Regions from separate parts of the Mus musculus genome. Here regions 1 and 2 are each linked to region 3. A link is a loop called in an ENCODE intact Hi-C map of the cell type or tissue named here. Cell type or tissue: heart. All regions are shown on one strand. Links, peaks and the distances in the headings refer to the core of each region. The heading gives the core; the rest is flanking DNA.

Evidence for each region. Hi-C counts contacts between places; a loop is a spot of excess contacts. Peaks named below come from ENCODE experiments on the same cell type or tissue, not always from the same donor. Only the 100,000 strongest peaks of a DNase experiment are listed, where the experiment ranks them.
Region 1: a loop joins it to region 3, with 7 times the contacts of the local background. A loop is called at or near these places in 21 of 42 quality-filtered maps.
Region 2: it touches region 3 in a loop (2.4-fold over the local background); 11 of 42 quality-filtered maps call a loop at or near these places.

The regions. Positions count from the first base shown.
Region 1 is chr15:12,263,925-12,270,296 of GRCm38, reverse strand. It overlaps Mtmr12 (myotubularin related protein 12), which reads right to left. Exons shown (of 16, transcript NM_172958.4): 14 at 4,586-4,753; 15 at 3,529-3,690; 16 at 1-795. The coding sequence ends at 226. Among named protein-coding and RNA genes, the nearest start is that of Gm52210, 53 kb to the left of the region's middle. In heart, for the core only: a CTCF peak has its summit at 2,068 (motif pointing right); no DNase peak of the experiment used is centred there.
Region 2 is chr15:12,792,013-12,798,384 of GRCm38, reverse strand. No RefSeq gene overlaps it. Among named protein-coding and RNA genes, the nearest start is that of Gm41274, 3.3 kb to the left of the region's middle. In heart, for the core only: a CTCF peak has its summit at 2,792 (motif pointing right); no DNase peak of the experiment used is centred there.
Region 3 is chr15:12,192,794-12,201,194 of GRCm38, reverse strand. It overlaps the pseudogene Gm2581. Among named protein-coding and RNA genes, the nearest start is that of Mtmr12, 8.0 kb to the left of the region's middle. In heart, for the core only: a CTCF peak has its summit at 4,235 (motif pointing left); a DNase peak (open chromatin) is centred at 4,194; H3K4me3 peaks cover 1,270 bases; H3K27ac peaks cover 2,436 bases.

The DNA.
Region 1 (6,372 bases), core at 1-5,000, 71 kb before region 3:
GACCCCATCCTATGACAGGTCAAGGAGGAACTCCGTCCTATGCATACTAGAGGCATGGCTTTCATTGAATGTCTTCCAGAACTGTGGAAGAAAAGGAGAACAAGCTCTCTTCCCAAAAGCCTCTGCTCTTTCCTTCACACCACTGGGCTAACACCGTGACACCAGTCCAGGGAACAACTGTCCCACCATACAGTGTGCCTCTTTCACAGTCCCTGAGGAGACAGGTCACACGTCCCCTAGGTCCACAAACTCATCTTCTCGTTTGGCCAGGTCATCTTCGCCTCCTAAAGCTTTCCAGCCACTGGTGGGTAAGACAGGCTTGGCCGAATGTCGCTGGAGCAGTGCAAAGGGGAACAAGGAAGACAGGCGGACTGAGTTCCTGAGCAGGCCGGGTGCCTCTGCATGGACAGCCTCCTGCCTGTGGTGTCTTGCCTCTATCTTCTCCTGCAAGCTCTGCACTTCCTCCATCATCTCTAAGAGTTTGCCCATGGTGGCCACTCTGCCACCACCCAGGATTTGGGCTTCTGGAATCCAACGTAAATAGCGCTGAGCCCACACCTTGATTTCCGGCCCCTCAATGTGAGGCAACAACAGGCCGTGGTAGTCTGTGGGCTTGCTATGCCAGCTGTCGTAGAACTCCCTTGAGCTGTCCTGGAGGTCATCGGAAGAGTTAATAAGTTTACTAATTCTCTTGCCTAGGAGGTTCTTGATTAAATGATCTGTTTCTTCCCTGAAAAATCCTCTTTTGGGAGATGACTTAGACTGGGTAAGTGGCAAAGAAAGTTGTCGTTGATGCTTTGGAAGAAAACACAAAAGAATATCTGGTTAGGAGGCAAAGTCACAGTTATTTTCATTAAAATAATAATAATGATGATAATAATAATTAATATAATGAGCATCACCATCCTGCTATGAGCAGTGTTGAGAGACCTAAGAACTGCCATCTCATGTGTATCTATTCAAATACACAGTGCACAGGAGAGACTGCCTGCTTATGGTGGCAGTGAGTGATCTGTGTGATACACCATCAACAAACAAGAGAAACCTGACATACGTGGGGCTGCACACAAGGCATGCTGGGATAGACTGGTCCTTCAGAGAAGGGTACAAATAGACACAAAGTACTTTGCAGGAACCAGTTTAACACATGCTAGTGATTAAGGGCAGTCTTGGGGGCTTTTTGAGACACAGTTCTGCTATGTCGTAGCCTTGGTCAGCCTGGAACCCTCGGTCTACTGTGGAGAGCACTCTGGTCAGGAGGAATCCTTCTGCTTCTGCCTTCCAGTCACTGGCGGTACAGGGGTGTGCCACCACTCCGGGCACTGCTTGGTTTGTTTTTTGTTTTTTTTGAGAGCTCTTCTCTACAGCCTCTTCTGCACATCTTCAAGGCATCAGCACTGACTACCTGAAGATATCATCCCAGGGACAAAATAACCTTTTAGCTTATCAGGCACTCAGTGGAGTTCTAGCTGAAGTCATGTCTCTCTTGAACAAGGGCAATCAATAGAGAAATGCGCTCACTTGGCTAGACAGTCTTGTCTGACAGGCTGCTCAGAGCAGGAAACATGGGAGCATTTAAGTTTTGTTCCTGCTTGCTAACTTTCTCTGGAATAAAGTTAGGTATTACATTCTGGGTACACTGTGAGAGGGTTATGAAGACAGGTCAGAGGTTGTGGGGACTCATCAATGTTCAAAGGAAAAGGCACAAATGCAGGAAGAGGAATCTTACAGGAGAGCAGTGGCTGATGCCCATAACTCCATGCTTGGGAGGCTGAGACCAGACACAGCCAGGAGCTTAGGGCTAGCTTGGATTACACAGGGAGTTTTCATGTGAGCCTTGCAATGTTGCTCACCCCCACCCTGCCTCATTTACACAGCCTGCAATCCTGCCCTCTGGCTTGAATCTTCCCTCCCAACCTCTTCTGGAGCTGACATTACCTGCCATTGTCTCTAAGAAGAGACAGTGAGGACATCAGATAAGGGGTGCCTAGCTGTCCGAGCAGCTCCTTGCCCCACAGGTACCAGTCAGTTCTGTGACTCTAGCCCACTCTCTAGAGGACAAGCAGGCTGCCACCAGGGGGCACAGCACACCACAGAAAAGCACATCTTTGCATAAGATGCAGCAAGCAATCTTGCTCTACCAACAGAAAAGGTTAGCATCCTGGGCCTGAGGACAGCTAAGAAGGTGACATGACAGGTCTAGTGCCCAGCAGCTGACACTGTCTCCAAGTGCTGGCCATGGCTCACCTGCATCCAGTCTTTCTTAGACTAGAACCTCGTTCCACGCCTGAACCGGTAGGGCTCCCAGAGGCCTCGAGAATCAGGCAGAACAGCAGTGGGAAAGCTAATGACACGCACAGGTGTAGACCTGCCAGCGCTATGGGCTCTGAGAGCCTAAGGGATCTGAGAGAGATTCCAGGCCAGCTGACAGAATGCAGACCAGGGATGCTGTTTAAACTGTGCATCAGTTAGAGAACTCTAGGGCATGTTAGTAAGTAAAATCAGGAACAAGTTTATCTAAAAGAAAATAAGGACTTGTGTTTTGTGGTTTAGGGCATAGGCGGGCGAACTCCGGTTCATGGGCCGAAGCTGGAGGGGACAACTGTGTAAACACTGGGGCACAGCCATCCCCCTGCAGTAGGAAGGTAGAACAGACACGGGACAGACAGTGCAGACACAATGCTTGTCACTCTCAGTTTATAGGTTTATTAAGAAAAGTCTTGGGGGGCTGAAGAGATGGCTCAGCAGTTAAGAGCACTGACTGCTCTTCCGGAGGTCCTGAGTTCAATTCTCAGCAACCACATGGTGGCTCACAACCATCTGTAACGGATCTGATGTCCTCTTCTGGTGTGCCTGATAACAGCTTGAGTGTACTCATGTACACACAATAAATAAATAATTCTTTAAAAAGAAAAAGAAAAAAGCAAAGTCTTGGGGCTAGAGATACGGCTCATAGGTAGAGCACTGAGTGCCCTTCCAGAATTCAGGATTGATTCCCAGCACCCACATGGGAATCATGGAGGCTCACAGGGACTATAAGCCCAATTCCAGGGGGTCTGATGCCTTTTTTTCTGGGCTTTGTGGGCACCAGACACACATGTGGTACACAGACATACATCAGATAAAATACAGATGCATATAAAATAGTAAAGTTTTTATTAAAAACAAAGAAAAAGTCTCGCTATGAGCTTTATGAACTGGCAAATGTGTGGTAAACTTTCCGAATCAATGCTCCCTTTATCTACCAGCCACACTCAGTGTAAGAGGGTAAGAGGTACAATTCCATGCAGCACAACTGTAGTCACAGCAGTCTCAGTGACAGCCATCAAAGCAAAGGTGGATTTGCTAAAGTAAGGGCATCACTGAGACCCTAACCCGAGCACCACCACAGATCCCAACTGCACGCCATAGGAAGAGGCAACACACCAACAGAGAGATCCATAAAGTAGCCTTTGTCCTCACACACATGGGATGGAGGCGCGGGTGGGGTGGGGTGGGGTGGGGTGGGGTGAAGACAGCACATCTTACTTTGAAACGTGATCCTTTCTGCTGGCCTCTGTCCAGTTTTGGCTTTTCCACATAGAGAGGGTTTCTAAGTAACGTCTGTGCTTTGGGTTCAAACTGTACTGACCAGTCCCACACGGTGAGCAGAGTCAAAGGCTTGCTTTGTGCATCCAGGTTTTCCCTACCCTGCCAAAACAAGCATAGGTCAGCATAGCTTCCAGGGACGGCTGGAGAGCAAACACACGTTCTCAGAAACAGGCTTCAGGAAGAATGAGTGCCTGTGGAGGTACTGTGTTTCTCAAGGGAGACGCCCTTGGCAGGGAAGATGGTGGAAGGCCCTTATTTCCAGTGCTCTGTGTCTGCTTTCAGGCTGGGTTTTTTTCACAGTAACCTGGTGAGTTAACCCCTACCTTCCCATATTTGCCATCTGAGGAAACTGAGGCTAAGAACGCACAAGTGAACCACCTGAGGGTGTGGAGCAGGCAGGCTGCGAGGCTGTCACTGAGCGCAGGGCTGTCTAAGATGCAGCTTCCCTGTTCCTGCATCCTCTGGGACCCAGCAATCTACCAACTCAAAGTCAACCACAAAGCAGGAGAGGGCTAGATGAAGGCACAGGCTGAGCAGGGACCAAAGTCAAAGCCCAGCTATCTTGTTCCCTGGGAATCCATTCTTGTCCCAGAGAAACTCTAGGCATTGAGATAATGAAGAGAGGACATCTGGTCTACCTTTAAAAAGGTTTACTTTTAATTTGGCTTAACCCCCAAACTCCAAAATTGACTTTCATCTTAATACTTGCAATATATATTCTTGGGCTAGATACTTATTGTGTTTCAAGATTTTTCTGGGATGACAATATATAACCAGTGTGATGCAAGGATTAAATACTTTCCTAGGTAGGAACGGCTGGGATACCTCGAATACATGCCACTTTTAGAGTCACAGTTATACATGGAGTCTGTGAGATGCAGCTTCTTTGACACACAGAGACCAGGTTGGCCTCAAACTCAGAGATCCGCCTGCCTCTGCCTCCCAAGTGCTGGGATTAAAGGCGAACACATGGGTCTTTAAGCGGGACTCTTACCATGTTAGTATCTTTTTGATGAGGTGAATTGAAGAAGAAGGTGCTAAAAATAGGTATATACAGGCTATCTGACAAAACAGTCAGGTATGTCTCTGTGAACTCAAATGCTGGGGGATACTGGTGCACCAGCTGCCAGACGCAGTCCAAGAAAAGCAGGAAGATAGGGACCTATGTGAGAACAAGACACACATTACTTAGCAAGCCTAGGTCCAGCAGGGCCTGTCCCGAGCTCAGTTGACAGCCACCAGAAGCTTCGGAACCCTGCCTCTCTGGCGAACAGACAACCTACTCCAAGTGATGAACATTCTCAGGGAGACCAGGCCCTGTGGGTTAGCATCAGCATCTCAAGTACCTACCGTGCCAAAGACGAGTGCCTAAAACTGCGGAGTGGTTATATACTAACACACAAGAGCTTGCAATCCTACCTACGTTCAAATGTGTTTTGTTAACTGGGTCCTCTTTTGAGCCAGTTTCTCAGTTGAACTACACTTAAGATCCACCAGTGATCCTGCAACAGGGTAAGGCAAGACCGTGACAGTGTCCACCTTCTACAAGAGTGATCCTGCAACAGGGTAAGGCAAGACCGTGACAGTGTCCACCTTCTACAAGAGTGATCCTGCAACAGGGTAAGGCAAGACCATAACAGTGTCCACCTTCTACAAGAGTGATCCTGCAACAGGGTAAGGCAAGACCGTGACAGTGTCCACCTTCTACAAGAGTAGAGATGCAGGCCTATCACAGAACCGCTAAGAGGAAGGTTACGAATTATTGGATAAGGCCAGCTCTACATCAATATCACAATCACGTCAGTCCGGTATCCTTCAGAAGTCAGCATGTTGGTACTCAAGAGGCTTCATGCTACATATTACGGACAATACCACTAAGGTACTATAATCTCAGGCTGGTCTCAAACTCATCATGTAGCCAAGGATGAACGTGAAATTTATTCCTTCTGTGTCCATCTCCCACGCACTGGGATTGGAGGCATATACCTATATGTGCTAAATATATGGACGTCAAACATACAAACCTCACTGTATAGTAAGGGTAGGGCTCTTAAGTGTGAGTGACCCTAAAAGGGTTGAGCCTATCAAAGTATGTGTATCTCATTAGCCTTTCAAATTACTTCCTCCAAGTCCCTGCCAAGACTAAGAAATGGTGGTTTTTTTAAGTTTGATAGCATACAGAAGAGCATAGGTCTGGCCTGAAAGAAACTAAATGGCATAGTGACAGAGGCCTGAGTATCCCCAGCTACATGGGATGAGGAGATGGAAGACTCTGGAGTTCAAAGCCAAGGGTTTAGGCAGTATCACCAAAAGCCCATACCCCATACAACAGAGCAATGGAGAGGAGAGGCTGGGACTCGGCCCACTTCTCCAGCTCTCCAAAGGCTCTAGCAATGGATGGCACGAACATAAGGGACATGGGCTCTGCTAAGTGCACCTTCTATGGTAAACTTATACACAAAATACCACTCACTGCAAAGTTAAATTTAGCGAGATTTGAAGGATTCCCTCTTCCAAAGTCATTTTCTAAGTGTTACAAAACCATATTTCTCCTAGTATGAAACATATACATAACCTTACTCTACACAAGTTAGAAAACTTTGAACATGCTCATTGATTGATATGCTTTTAGTCCCGGAAGGATTCATGTTGTTTAAAGCGTTCAAAGTCATCCTGAGGTGATGGAGCAGCTTCCTGGTGTCTGTGGGGTATGACTTGTACCTGACAAGCATATTTGACGGAGGACACTGGCCCAGTGAGAGGGAGTTTCTCCCCAGGACT
Region 2 (6,372 bases), core at 1-5,000, 600 kb before region 3:
GAGAGGGAGGAAGAAGGAAAGAGAAGATTTGGGTTTAAGCAGAGGCATTAAGAAAGCAGAAGAGAACAACACAAGGAAAGGACAGTAGAACACACCCTACTGTGGGCTTTGGTTCCTCGAGGGAACATAGCATTCTTAAGAATAGCTATATATACAGTTTTTGGTGACTATCCAAGTTACATGATTCAAAGCCTTTAAAAGATTAAGTAAGAACATCCTGTTATAGTTATTTCTATCTAAGGAACTCGTCTTTAATGAGCCGCGAGCTCATGGTGGCTCTTAGGTATTATTCTGTTCGGGATAACAGCCTGCTCTGATAAAGCCTGTCACAAAAGGTGCCGACAAGGTAAAACCAACCACTGTATTTGTGATGTTCTGGAAAGGCAGAGAAACACTAAGGAAAACCCAAGGCCTTCATCTTGTTGGTTTTCCTTGGATGTTTTATTAGCACACGCTGTCGACATTCAGAGAAAAAAGGATGCTGTGTTTTATAAATGCTAACCAAGGAGGACCCTGTTTATCATCCACAATACGAAGGGCACTGAGAAACAAGCCATTAGAATCTAGGGGATGCGGACAGGAAATGTGACTATGTGATAAGGCAATGCTTGTCTGGAACGCAGGACACCGTGGTTTTTGGTTTTTTGTTTTTCCAGACAGGGTTTCTCTGTGTAGCCCTGGCTGTCCTGGAACTCACTCTGTAGACCAGGCTGGCCTCAAACTCTGAAATCCACCTGCCACTGCCTCCCAAGTGCTGGGATTAAAGGCGTGTGCCACCACTGCCCAGCTTGACATCCTGGTTTTGATCACCAGCACCAATAAGCAAATAAATGTCTAGTGGATGTCATGTGGCCACACTGCCCTGGCTGGCCAATGCGGGCCTTCTCCTGGCACCAGTGAAGAATCAAGAATCAACACAGATTTGTTTCATTCCCCTCTTTCTGTAACCCCGTTAACTTTTTAAAAAGTTCTTATGAGTTTAATTCCTACCAATGTGTAAATAAAACCATGTCCCTGGTAAACAAGACTCTCTATTTAACTTGAGAGATGGAGGCAGGAGAATCAGGAGTTCAAGGCCATGCACCTCAGCTACAGAAGACCGGATCTCAAAAAAAAAAGACAACAAAAATCATACATGTTTTCTATGTTATAAAGCAGTATTTGGTCTCATATGCCCACTTCGTTGTTTTTTGTTTTTGTTTTGGTTTTGGTTTTGGTTTGGGTTGTTTTGTTTGTTATTTTTTGTTTTTGGGTTTTTGTTGTTGTTGTTGTTGGTTTGGTTTGGTTTGGTTTTTATACATAATGTTTCTCTGTGTAGCCCGGGCTGTCCTGGGACTCACTCTGTAGACCAGGCTGACCTCATACTCAGAGATCCACCTGCCTCTGCCTCCTGAGAGCTGGGATTACAAGTGTGCGCTCCACTGCCTGGCCAGCACTACTTTTATATTCAGTGAGTTTTCTAGTTAAGATCAATAGTGTGTATTTGGGGGGACTTGGGGGAATTCTAAACACTTAGTAAACACTTTTAGACATGGTGACAGAGATCTTTCTTTTTCTCTTCATTAGTTCCACGTCACAAACAAGGGCACAGAAAGTCAGACTTACTGGCTACCATCTGACTGAATATAAGTAGCATGTGTATTCCCAGAAAAAAATTAATAGATTCTTCGGAAGGCAAAATAATGCTGTTTGCCCCAAAGAGGATATGTTAGTTTATCAAACCTATAAACGGGCTGTGCTATACGGCTGGGGAGGACTGAGGTTGCAGGTAGAGAGCTGAGACAGGAGCATACGGCTGGGGATGCGATACGGCTGGGGAGGACTGAGGTTGCAGGTAGAGAGCTGAGACAGGAGCATATCCTGGTGATGGGCCCAGGGTAATCAGAAGATCCTTGTAAGGGGACGGGGACACAGTGTCAGAACGCTGCACCCCGAGGATGATCCCACTCCCCACGACGGCCCTGCAAACTGTGAAGGGACCACCAGGCAACACAGGCGCAAACTTCAAACCTCGCAAACTTCCGCCAGGCTCTGAGAAGGAATGTGGGTCCTGCTGATACTTTAATTTTAGCCCGCTGAGGTCTATTTCAAATGCATGATTCAAATGCAGGATTATGAAACCGCCTGGGTTGTCTTTAAACTACCAAGCCTGTGATAATTTATGGCAGCAGTGTGGGGACTCAGCAAATGCCTCCGCCAAGCGGTGCTGAGCACTTTGAACTAAGGGAAATTGGAAGGCCTAAGAAGAATTAAGGTCCCTTGTTGTTTCCTTCCCTGACAGTGCAGGGAGAAGCTTTGCTCTGCAGTTCCCTTATCTCCCGATCCGCAGGTCCAACAACAACAAAAAAGCCACACAGTTACCTTCAATCCTCTTACTGAAATTTCATTAACCAAAGAAGATTAAATTCATCAGAGGAAGAGACTGGGGAAAAAAAATCAAATACCACATGTAGAGCCCAGTGACCTTTGACCCAAGCCTTTGACTGTGTGTTTTGTAGGCCATTCAATTCTCCTTTTTAAAAATGTGCTACCCCCTCTACAGCATCCCTCAATTCTCCTCTCCCCTATAAAGCCAGCTACATTGATGTGTGAATCTTACTAAGGTGGTGGCTTCCTGCAAAGCCCTGGTGAGTGTAAGTACACACACCTTTTTCTTTCATCTGTTGATAATTTTTCAGCCAATGGAAAGACTAGGACCCTAGAGAAGTAAGAGAGATTCCTTCCTTCTGTCCTTTAACGGCAATAGTAAATTAACTTAGTACCTTTGCAAATGGCACTACTTCACTGTGTAATTGAGGAGTTTGGACACAAGGTGGCAGTAGACTACCGGATTAAGTAAAGACACAATTTCCTGTTGCTATGGAGGCCAGGTATGTGTGTGTGTGTGTGTGTGTGTGTGTGTGTGTGTGTGTGTGTGTGTGTGTGTGTGTGTGTGTGTGTGTTTGTGTGTGTGTGTGTGTGTGTGTGTGTGTGTGTGTGTGTGTGATGAGTAAAAGAGGTTCCTAGTAAAAATTTGACTCTTCTCTAATTTACCCTTCAGATCTTTCCAGTGCTGTTGGAACTAACAGCAGTCTTGATGAATTTTCCTTTTTTTGGAAATAGTCTGCTGGGCTGATGAATTGAACCTAGGGTTTTGCCAAGATAGGGCTCTACCACTAAGCCACATCCCCAATACTTACTTTTTTGAGGCAGGATCTCTATGTAACCCTCTTGGCTATTGATCTCTGGGACTCTATAACCCAGGATTGTATTCCTTCAGCCTCAGCATCCCTAATAGCCAGAGTTTACAGACCGGAACACCAGCTCCATCTTGAACTCACTATGAAGCTCCAGCTGCCTCCAACTTGAGATTCTCCAGTCGCTGGGACTATAGGCTTGCACCACCACATATCACTCACACTTTAAAACTGATTTTTTTTTTTTTTTGGCAATATTGTTTTATATCCAAATGATGAATTGCGAGTGAACGAAATCACAAGAATATGTGTCACAACTGTAGAACGTTCTGTTTCTAGCGCCTTGAATGCTGATGGCAGCCCATAGCAGATGCCCAATAAATAATTGAATAAAAGAACATCTTGTGCCCGATTTGCATGTATAAAGTGTTGGTTAGGCCTCTTTTCATGCTAACCTGGATAATCTGCAACGTGAAGTGAAATCCCTTTTCCGGGACTTTCAAACGTAGCACTCACTATTCAGGGAGTACTTGTTCGTTGAAGTGGGCTTGCAATGCATTCTTGGTACTAGACACAAAAAAACGAGCCCTTTCTTGCTCTTCAGAGCCTGCTGTGCCCTCTATCTAGGTGTATCCAGTTTTAATGCAACATCCCACAAGCTTTCTGTGCCTCTCTCTCATGTGGGAGTTATTTGTAGGGATCTTGTGGTCAGTGCAGCAGTGGGCCAGAAGTCAAACGCCTGAGGACATAAAGGGCCCTGCATTGTTCAGTGTCCCCTGTGCATACTTTGGGTGCACTGTGCTAACTGCTTCCTCAGGATGAGAGGGACAGGGACCTCTGAGGCCCTCTCCTGCCTCCTGACAAGCCCTCCACGTCAGAGGAGAAAGCAGCGGTAGCAGTGGTAAGACCTCTTTCCTCTATTTTTCATAGCTAAACTGGAACTCCCTATAATAAAAGAAAGATGAACAGGAGAGAAGCAGGCATGTTTATTAACTTAAATCCCTTATACCTCCCGTATATGTGGAAGAAAAAAAGTCTTTAGAGTAGATCTTTTTTTTTTTTTTAGAAAAAGCATTTAACCGTCAGGCCTAAATACTATCAGACTTTGAAACAAAGACTAGAATAAAGGATGACCCAGTTAAGACGGCACGGCCTGGAAAAGCGTCCTAGAACAGATGTACGTTGTTATGTGAATTTAGGTCCTTCTTTTCTTCACTGTGAGGGGGTCAAGCCCAGGCCTTGCATGGGGGGGGGGGTGAGCCCTCCCTCAGGCACACACACACCCAACCCCGCTGCCCCCCCACTCCTTTCTTCCAGGTGCAGAAAAGACACTTTACAAGGGAAACCTCTTTGAGAAACATAACTTTCTCTTACAGATGAGTCGGTCTCCATGTTACTGAGGGCAAACCCAAGTTCACCTTCTAGCTTCTCTGCCTTTCAGTGACTTAAAGGTCCCTAAGCCTGGAGCTGAGCGGGGCAGCCCATGGCTAGTTCCCCACTCGCTTCATTATGGGTGACGTTTCTGGCCTGTGGCTGAAGCCAACAGGTACCCAGGTTGGTTTCCAGGGACCTGAGCACTGTTGTTACTGAGAGCCTCGACTCCATTTGGGCCTGCAGATTCTGAAGGGTTACCAGAACAAGATAAGGCTTAGCATCTGTCTTCATATGGTGTCCATCGCCTTCACTGCCTCTGTCATTTATGAGGCTCTCTTTAGTTCTGCATATGGAGGTGGATTATTTGGTAAGTGTTTTGTTCAGAACTCTAACGCATAATCAGCAGACTTGCCTTGCCTCTCCCTCATGGGGTTTCCTTAAAGGCTTAAGAAACCTATCAGGCTCTATCGGCCACCTATCACATGACTATAGAATATCCTGAGACTCCAGATACCCTAAAAACTCCCATTCTTTCCTCTTCTCCCTTTTTGTTTTGTTTTATAGTTACTTGTGTATGGCGATACAAGATAATCACTTCCCATCGATTGTGGCGGTGCATGACTGAGATCCCAACACTTGGGAGGGGGAGACAGGAAGATTAGAAAGGAGTTCAAGGCCATCCATGTTCAACTACATCTCAAGTTCAAGGCTAGCCTGGGACACTGGACAAGGCTAGCCTGGGACACTGGAGTCGCTGCCCCAAGAAACTGAAAAAGAAAATTTAATTTCCTGTAGAGAAGGTGTGCGTTATCCTTTTATGTATTTGCAAGAGTCAGGCAATAATGGCAACAATGGAAACACTTCTGGAAAGAGGGGAAGGAAGAAGGATTAAGATAGCAGATATGCTGATCTTAGTGCTCTCAGCCAGGCCGTCTCTGACGTTCTCTAACTAAGCGACTTTCTTCCAGAAGGGATGCTCTGCCATGAGCTCCCTCCTTGTCATGTCACTAGCTGAAGAACCGTCTCACAGGAAAGAGGACTTACATTCTATGATATGTATACTCTGGTTTTTATGTTGTGTTGTGTTGTGTTGTGTTGTTGCTATTGTTGTTGTGTTTGAGATGAGGTCTTATGGAGTCCATGCTGGTCTCAGATTTGTGCTATCGTCAAGACTAGTCTTGAATTTGAGTTCTGCTTCAGCTTCCCCATCGCTGGGGTTACAGGTGTGTATCCCCTGCTTACCGAGGGGGAGACCAAGGTGCCTGCCTTAAAGAGTGGCAAATCACTCTCTTTTGAAGGAAAAAAATTACAAATTGCCTGCAAATCCCTTCCTTATCTTTTAAAAAGTAAAAACACATTGCTTTTGGATCTCATCCTAGTTTGCTATTCCAGGGGTTTGCAGACAGAAACCAGGTGGCCGCCTGTCTGCGAGATGGATACATGTGCCTCATGATTTACCACGATTGCACCTGCACCGGGATTTCTCCGGAAGTCCCAGACCCCTGTTCTTCTCTGGTACCGTCTCCTCCGAGAAACACTTCCATTTTTTTCCTGCAGTGCAAAGCAGGATTTAAGCTCCAACCACCTGGCCTTTGGGGCTTCTTCCTATTTTGTGTGACTCCAATGTGCAAGCACATAAACACGTGTGCATGCCTGTCTAGACCCACAGGCTCAACTCTCAAAGCTTTGGAGGACAGAATACAAGTTCTTGTCATTCTACAGCGGGGAGGGACTCTCTTTGCATTGGTCTCATACGTCAGATGTGAAAATAACTATTGCTGATTTCTTAATACTCAAATATGCATGCTTACGTATGTTAACC
Region 3 (8,401 bases), core at 1,561-6,560:
TAGCTTTTCTAACTGAACTAACATCCCGGCCTTGTGCCTATGTTCTTTGATGGCCTCTATCCACATCTCAGATGTACCAAGTAGTCTAATGTCTTCAGACTTCTTTCTTTATCTTGAAGGTTGAAGCAGGAGAATGCAAATTTGTTTGTTTTTGTTTTTGTTTTTGAGACAGGGTTTCTCTGTGTATCTCTGGCTGTCCTGGAACTTACTTTGCAGACCAGGCTGGCCTCGAACTCAGAAATCCACCTGCCTCTGCCTCCCGAGTGCTAGGATTAAAGGTGTGTGCCACCACGCCAGGCAAGAATGCAAATTTGAAGGCATCTGTGTTACATAGTGAGACAGACAGACAGAAAGACACACATGCAGAAGGTTGGGGATTAGTCTTGCTACAACGGTCTTCCTTCCTTCCTTCCTTCCTTCCTTCCTTCCTTCCTTTCTTTCTTTCTTTCTTTCTCTCTCTCTCTCTCTCTCTCTCTCTCTCTTTCTCTCTTTCTTTCTTTCTTTCTTTCTTTCTTTCTTTCTTTCTTTCTTTTTTTCTTAAAGTTTTATTTATTGTATGTACATGAGTACACTGTAGCTGTCTTCAGACACACCAGAAGAGGACATCAGATTCTATTACAGATGGTTGTGAGCCACCATGTGGTTGCTGGGACTTGAACTCAGGACCTCTTAGGAAGAGCAGACAGTGCTCTTAACCACTGAACCATCTCTCCAGCCCTACAACTAACTGTCTTTCCACTCTCCTCTGGAGATGACGAGACATAGACATAGCCTAAGAAGCATTCGGTTTGGTCTTCTGGAGGGATCATAGCAGAACAGCCTGTTTTCTGTCCCATTGTCCAGATTGGCCTCAAACTCCTTGGCTCAAGCCACCAACTTCTGCAGTACCGAAATCAGGGAACAGCATACTCAGCTTATTTATTTAGTTTTACTCTCAGCAAATACACAGCCTGGGCCGCCGACTGCTTGGTTAGAAGCCCATGAGCCTCCTCCTTGGACTCTGCCTTCTTCCTTTCAGTGGCTTGCTTGGTTTACTCATTAAACAGAGGCTGTCCAGTGGTCCATGGAGACTCACTCCAGTCTGTCCAGTCCAGAAGGTTCTTAAGGACAGTATGGTCTCAGTCTCCTTCACAACCGGAACAACACTAACCAGCGTGCTACACGGCTAGGCAAGTCCACACCAAGGATGAGGGGCACGGGGACCCGCCATGGATGTGAGTGTGAAGGTGAGAGGCAGGGAGATGCCAACTTTACAGTCATATTAAAAACTGTCTGGAGGAGGATGGAGAGATGGTTCAGTGGTTAAGAGCACTGGCGGTCCTTCCAGAGGTACCAAGTTCAATTCCCAGCACCCACACTGTGGGTTCACAACCATCTATTAGGTTTGATCTCCTCTTCTGGCATGCAGGAGTGTAAGTGTGTGACAGAGTACACATATACATAAATAAATAAACCTGTTTTTAAAATTGTCTTGACAAGTTTAAGACTTGGCTTAGCAACTAAAGACTTATACTGTTCCTGCAGAGGACTGTTGTTTGGTTCCCCAATGATGGTGTTGGGCAGCTTACAATAGCCTACATCTCCAGCTCCAAGAACTTCAACACCCTCTTTTGGCTTCCATGGGCATCTGTATACACATATGCAAATAAATGCACAGACACAGACATCTACACACACACACACACACACACCTTTTAAAAAATTGTCTCAGAAAATTCAATTCTAAAAATTTGTCTTAAATAAATAATAATAAATGTATCCCACATGTTTGAAATGACATCGAATGACATCGAAGCATGCTAACTAATTACAATTTTTTGGTTGAGATTTTATTATGTTCTTCTTGGTTTGAGACAGGGTCTCAAACAATCCAAGTCTGAGTGAGGGCTGGCCTCATGCCTCCACTTCCCACGTTCTGGGATTACACCACAACTGTCCACTAACTACATTTTTTTTTTTTTTGGATGTGGGTAACATTGAGTTAGAAATATAAATGCTCACTAATAGGAGTAGATCAAGTAAATTACAGGGCAGCCATTTAATTTGATGCAGCCATAAAATTGCAGCCACAAAAAGAGAATGAGGAAACATTTTAGGTAGCAGCTATGCAGTTTGGTGGATAAAGGCAACCATGCATGAGTCAGACAGCCGCCTTCAAACTCTGGCTGTCTGTGTGACCCTGTCTCTGAGAAAGTGTCACATTGTGCGCCCAGCCTGGCTGTGAATGTGTGGGGTTCAGTCTGGCCTTGAACTTGGAACCCTGATTCGTCCACCTCTTCAGTGGTGGGCTAACCGAAGAGTGCTGCTGGCCTATCTCTTCCTATATGAATAGAATCTTTTTGGTAGATATAAAGGGGATTAGGGCACTGGTGGTTTTTAGAAAGGGAAACTGTATTTGGGAAACGTTTTTGAAGAGTTATTTCGTACATAGCTTGTTCTAACTCTAAATTCTGAACCCTGAGGACCGTTTTCTAAGTTAAGAAATTATTGTACTACTTCAACATGCCTTTTAAAAAGCATAACAGTAGCCCGGCGTGGTGGCGCACGCCTTTAATCCCAGCACTTGGGAGGCAGAGGCAGGCGGATTTCTGAGTTCGAGACCAGCCTGGTCTACAAAGTGAGCTCCAGGACAGCCAGGGCTATACAGAGAAACCCTGTCTCAAAAAAACAAACAAACAAAAAGCATAACAGCTTTTTCCCTCTTTGGGTGTCTGAAGGCAAGATGGGTCACCAGCAGCTCTACTGGAATCACCCACGGAAGTTCGGCCAGGGTTCCCGCTCTTGCTGCGTCTGCTCTAACCGCCATGGTCTGATTCTCAAATATGGGCTGAACATGAGCCGCCAGTGCTTCCGGCAGTACGTGAAGGACATAGGCTTCATTAAGTTGGACTAAGCGACCTTGAATGGATTCAACTGACTACCAAGTGGAACCGATCATGCTAGTCTTTGTGCACAAAGAGTAAAAACGTAAAGAACTTAAAAAAAAAAAAAAGCATGACAGTTTCACTGGGTATACAAACCACACTTAAGGGCAGGCCTCATGCCAGCAGTAGATGGCCAACATAGAACAAATTCAGTGGTATTTTTGTTTTAATTTTTGTCTCATAATGCTTTGTCTGGGCTCCCCACCCCATTCCCCTACATGTCTATTATAGCTTCCAATTTTGTGTTTTTATGTGCGTGCACATGGGTGTCTCTGTGTCTGAATGTGTTTCCTGCGGTTTTTCTCTGGCTTTTTCTTCTCTGTTCACTCATCTGTTTTGTCCTATTCATGTTTGTAAGCTTTTTCTCTAGCCTTTTCTTTTTCTTTTTAGAACACTGTTCCCTGTCTAACTGGAGAGAGCAAAGCGGACTGTAGATTTGGGTGGCTGGGGAGTTGGGAAGGATCTGGAGGTAGTTTTTGGAAGGGAAACACAATCAGAATGTATTGTATGCAAAAAATATCTATTTACAATAAAAGATGAAACGGTGGCTGTCACACAATATTGGACATCTTATATTGACTAATTCAAATAGCTTGGATTAAAATAAAAAAAACGAGTGCCTTGTTGTGAACACTTGTACTCATTAACGTAGGAGATTTAGGTAGGAAAATCAGGCGGGTCAAGGTCCCTTGGCTACATAGTGAGTCTGGATTACCTGACACAGTGTCCCCCCTCCAATCAACCAACCAAATAAACAACAGTGCCATTTTCTGCCTCTGCCTGTCTTGGCATAGGTTCCCTAATCATCCGACCCAATAAATGTATTCCTAGAGTCAACAACTCTTGACCGCTTCTTTAGAGACCAGGGAAGAGGTAGACTCTCTGAATTTCTAAGCACCTCAAAGCTGCACAGCCAGCGCCTCGACCTACCCTCCTGAATAAGTCCGTCCGAGTATCCGAGTATCTAGAACGAGTCCTTTCATCCTCTCAGGGGTGAGCTAGGAGCAGTTCAAGGTTGGTCTGTGCTGTTTTCTTCCTCCTTCCTCTCTTTCTCCTTCCCTTCCCCACCCCTCCTTTTCTTCAACCCGGTCTTGCTATGTAGACCTGGATAGCCTGGAATGTACCATGTAGACTAGCTAGCCTCAAACTTGCAGACCACCGTCCTGCTTCAGCTTCCGGTTCGCTGCCCTGCTGGGCTTCATGATCAGCACCTCCAACTCTATCCTTGGTGTTTTGAATACTCACTCGGTGGGATGCCTTCAGAACAATGACCTGTGGGCGCTTCAAGGACGAGGAGACTGCGCCCTCTACCGGGGTTTATAAAAAGTAGTATGCTAAGTCCAAATAGACTGGACCAGGTCGCTTTGTCCACCCCAGCTCTCACCCTGTTTCCTTTGTCCCGCAATACCTCCTCTAGACACATCTGCTGTGTCACAACCACATGAAATTTGAAGTACAAACTCACCCTAGGTCAGCTTCCCCCACCCCCCAGGAATTACAGAATTTAACAGTCTCCAAATGCAGCTTTCAAAGAGGGGTGCCACAAAGTGTGGGGATGTAGCTCAGTCGGCACAAAGTCCCGACTGTGACTCTCAGTACCTCATAAAGCAGGTGTGATGGAGTAAGCTTGATTAGCTCGAGGTGTGAGGCCACCTGGCATACGTGAGAACTTGTCTCGAGGACAAAAGCTCAAGTGCTCGCTCAGAGGTCAAGAGCGCTTGGCACACAATCCTGAGAACTGGAGTCGTGTCCTGGGACCTACATAAGGGACCACGGCAGAGGAGACAGAAGAATCACTGGGACTTGATACTTCCAACTCCGCTAAGAAACCCTGGCCCTGAGTTCCACGATAGACCCTCCCTCCTACGAAAGGAACAAGCAGAGATGACTAGAAAAGGATAGCCCTCGCCAAGCGGTGGTGGCACGCAGCTTGGAGCCCAGCACTGGGAAGGCAAAGGCAGGCGGATCTCTGAGTTTCAGGCCAGCCTGGTGTTCCAGGACAGCCAGGGCTACACAGAGAAGTCCTGTCTCAAAAAAACGAGAGGGAGGGAGGGAGGGAGAGAGAGAGAGAGAGAGAGAGAGAGAGAGAGAGAGAGAGAGAGAGAGAGAGAGAGAGAGGCAGAGACAGAGAGAGAGAGACAGAGAGACAGTCACACACACACACACACACACAGACTCCCAAAGCCTTTTTTCACATGCAGACACAGGAGTAAATGAATATCTAAAAAATATTGTTTATTTCTTCTGTTGTTGTTTTCTGTTTTCGAGACAGGGTGTTTCTTTGTGTAGCCCTGCCTGTCCTGGACTCGATTTGAAGACCAGATTGGTGTCAAACTCACAGGGATCAGCGTGCCTCTGCCTTCCGAGTGCTGGGATTCATTACCATTGCCCAAGTAAGAGATATTTTCTTAAAATCTTCTGGGCATACTTTAGTTCTCAATTTACTTTTTAAAAGGTAAACAACCATGATAAAAAAACCAACCCTCTCAGAATCGCACTGAAAGTCGGGGCCACCTCCGAAGCTATTTAAGACAATGCGCTATCTGAACAAAGCCAGTGAACGTGAGTTCAGTTTTAACTTCTATGTTTTCTTCATCTTCCCAGCTCCACTGAATGGAAACTTAGGGCTGGTCTGGTATGGATCATGAGGAGACCTAGGGACTTGTCTGTCCCCAAGAAGGGAAGGTGCTCTGCGCTGAGACTGGGGTCCCTGTCACTCTCCTCTGTTCCTGTGAGTGCCACAGGCCTGGAGCATGCTGAGGTAGAGGCAAGCCATCCTCTCTTGGCTCCGGTTGCTTCCTTAAGTAGGTGCGGTGCGGCTGTTTCCTTTGCAGAGTCCGGCAGCAGCTCTCTTCCCTGACAGCCTTTCCTCGGCTCACTTGAGCCACGAGAAAACTCAGAAGACACAGAAACAAGTGACTGAAAGAGTCATGCCACCCTTCCAAATTCTCTGCTGCCCACACAAACTCCCACACAGAGGTGCTGGGGTCAGGCCCACTCTTCTCTCAAATGCCCCTCTGTCGTGGGGAAAGCTGTGGGGGCAAAGTGACAGAGACAATGCCCCGCCCTCTTTGTGTGTGTGTGTGTGTCTCATGCATGTTCTCGTGCACGTGCCTAGAGGGAGAGTTGGCACAAGACAGCAACCAGAAAAACTCAATCTTGTGGCTCCCCACTTAAATGTCTTGCGACTCATTCCAAGACAAGAGAATTCAAGACTTTGCATCTGTTTCAGCGACGGTCACCAGGAAGGAGAAGGGGGCTTACTGCTGTCTCAAATGATGAAGAGTCACACAATATAATGCTTGTATATGCCATCCAATCACGTGACTGCTGTGCACCACAAAATAAAAGCAACACGTATCTGATGCCAAAGTTGTACCATGGGCCAGAGAAAAGCAAGGGACCAGCCGTCCAGCTGTCTCTTCTCTGCTTTGACAGAGCCCCGACACCCAGAGAACCTGTTTCCTCTCCCTTGCTTTGTTTGAGGCTAGATAAGCGGAGGCGTGAGAGTGTCCAGGAGCGGTGGAGGGAGGGGCTGGGGTTTGGAGTTTAAAGGATCTCATGAAGCCTTGGCGGCTGTAGGGCCAGGAGAAGCTTTGCTAATAAAACGTCACGTCTCTCCGACTAGGACATTTGATCGTTGCTCAAAATGCGGTCAGGCCTGTTTGGGGCTTGGCTCACCGTTCCGATTCTGCAAACCTGATAGGCTTCTTGTTCAGGAAGCTGCAGAAGAACCTGAGGTTGAGGACACCCTCGTACCCCCATTTCATGTTAGAAACAGTCATATACCCCAAAGGTTTAAAATGCAATTTTTAGCAGTTGAAAGTAAGTATGCTTTATCCAAAGGCAAACAGAGAACACTGGGAATCACTGAGCTACCACGTAACACCTCTGGGTTTTTAACCCCGTAGTTTTTTCCGGCTGGAGCCTGTTAATGATCAGCCATTTCCTGGCTCCGTACCTTCTGCGGAACACTGGAGTCAATTCACCATTCATCCACCTGGCCTCAGGAATACATTCTCAGGGCAGCCAAGTAAAGCAGGCAGTGTAGGACTCTGCAAATATCTCACACAGGCAGGCCTGGGAAATCAGAACAGAAATGTTCCGGCCAGAGCTGAGCTGGAGACCCAGAAGTGGGGGGCGATTTTCCAGTCCCTGTGAGGAATCAGCTGGAGAGGAACTAGCCACAGAAACAGTTTGAAACCTCATGCCATGAGGGAAGTAAGCGGTTTGCTTGTAGAAAAGGTTCTGTGCTCTGCTTTCTCTGGCTCTGCTCACGTCGATAAGGAGGCGCCTTTCAACGTTCCCTAGTTCCAAGAAAAGGCATTGGCTCCTCCTCCCCTCCTGGGGCTTGGTCTTGTGCACTTTGTATTCAGTTGCCGATTTCTGTGCCCAGAAATCTGGTTACAGCCCAGATGCTAGCATCGTCATGATTTTTGAACCATCCCCTGTATCAATGTTGTGTAAAGAATGTTCCCCAACTCTCTCTAATTGGTTAACAGAGACCCTATCAGCACACTGCTGGGACAGAAGGCAGGACTTCTGATCCCAGTTAGAGAGACCAGGTGGAGGTGGCCATGAGGCAGAGAGAGGGTCCAGGAGTTGTGATGAGCAGGTCACCAAGGGAGTTGCCGTGAGGACACACGTGGAGCAGAGCAAGTCAGAGCAAGACTTGGATTGAAGGTATAAGGACCTGGCAGCTGGAAAATGGATAGTTTAGAGGGTCAGAATAGCCCAAAGCTTGTTAATAAACTTAATAGGTTGTTGTGTCAATTATTTGGGAGCTAGAATGAGAAATTACTACTATACCCGGCCCCAAGAGAAGCACCTCACAAACCCATATAGGCCCAACTGAGAGACAGAACAGCAGTGTAGAGAGCTCTGGAGGTTGCATGAGGGTTTGAATGCATGGTGTTCTGGGAGATACGGATGGAAAGGTGCATTGGAGTCACATCTACTACCTTGGAACATCATAAGAAAGCCTGGGCGTGGGAGAATTCTAACCCTGCTCAACCTGTAGACTTCATCTACAAGGAACTGACCTTGGCTGGCATCTAGAATTCTAACACTCCCCAGAGCTGCAACATTTTATAGATCCATAATGGCTCTTGAGAGCATCTTATGGCTACTCAGAGTTCTGGCCTGTTTTATTTAAATCACCAGCATGGCAACCTGTTTTAGATGGTTTTTATCCCACTTAGAAAGTTATTAGTCCTAACTTGTACATTTCATTGATCACCTCATTCTTGGAGACGGCAAGACAAGAACTGAGTTGGAAACAAGTCAATAATCACTATTGAACCCCTTACCTCTGACTGCACAAAGCTGTTCTCTGACCTCCACAGGCACAGGACAGGCGGACACACACACACACACACACTCAAATAAATTTTTATTTTTTTCAAGACAGGGTTTCTCTGTATAGCCCTGGCTGTCCTAGAATTCACTCTGTAGACCAGGCTGGCCTCGAACTCAGA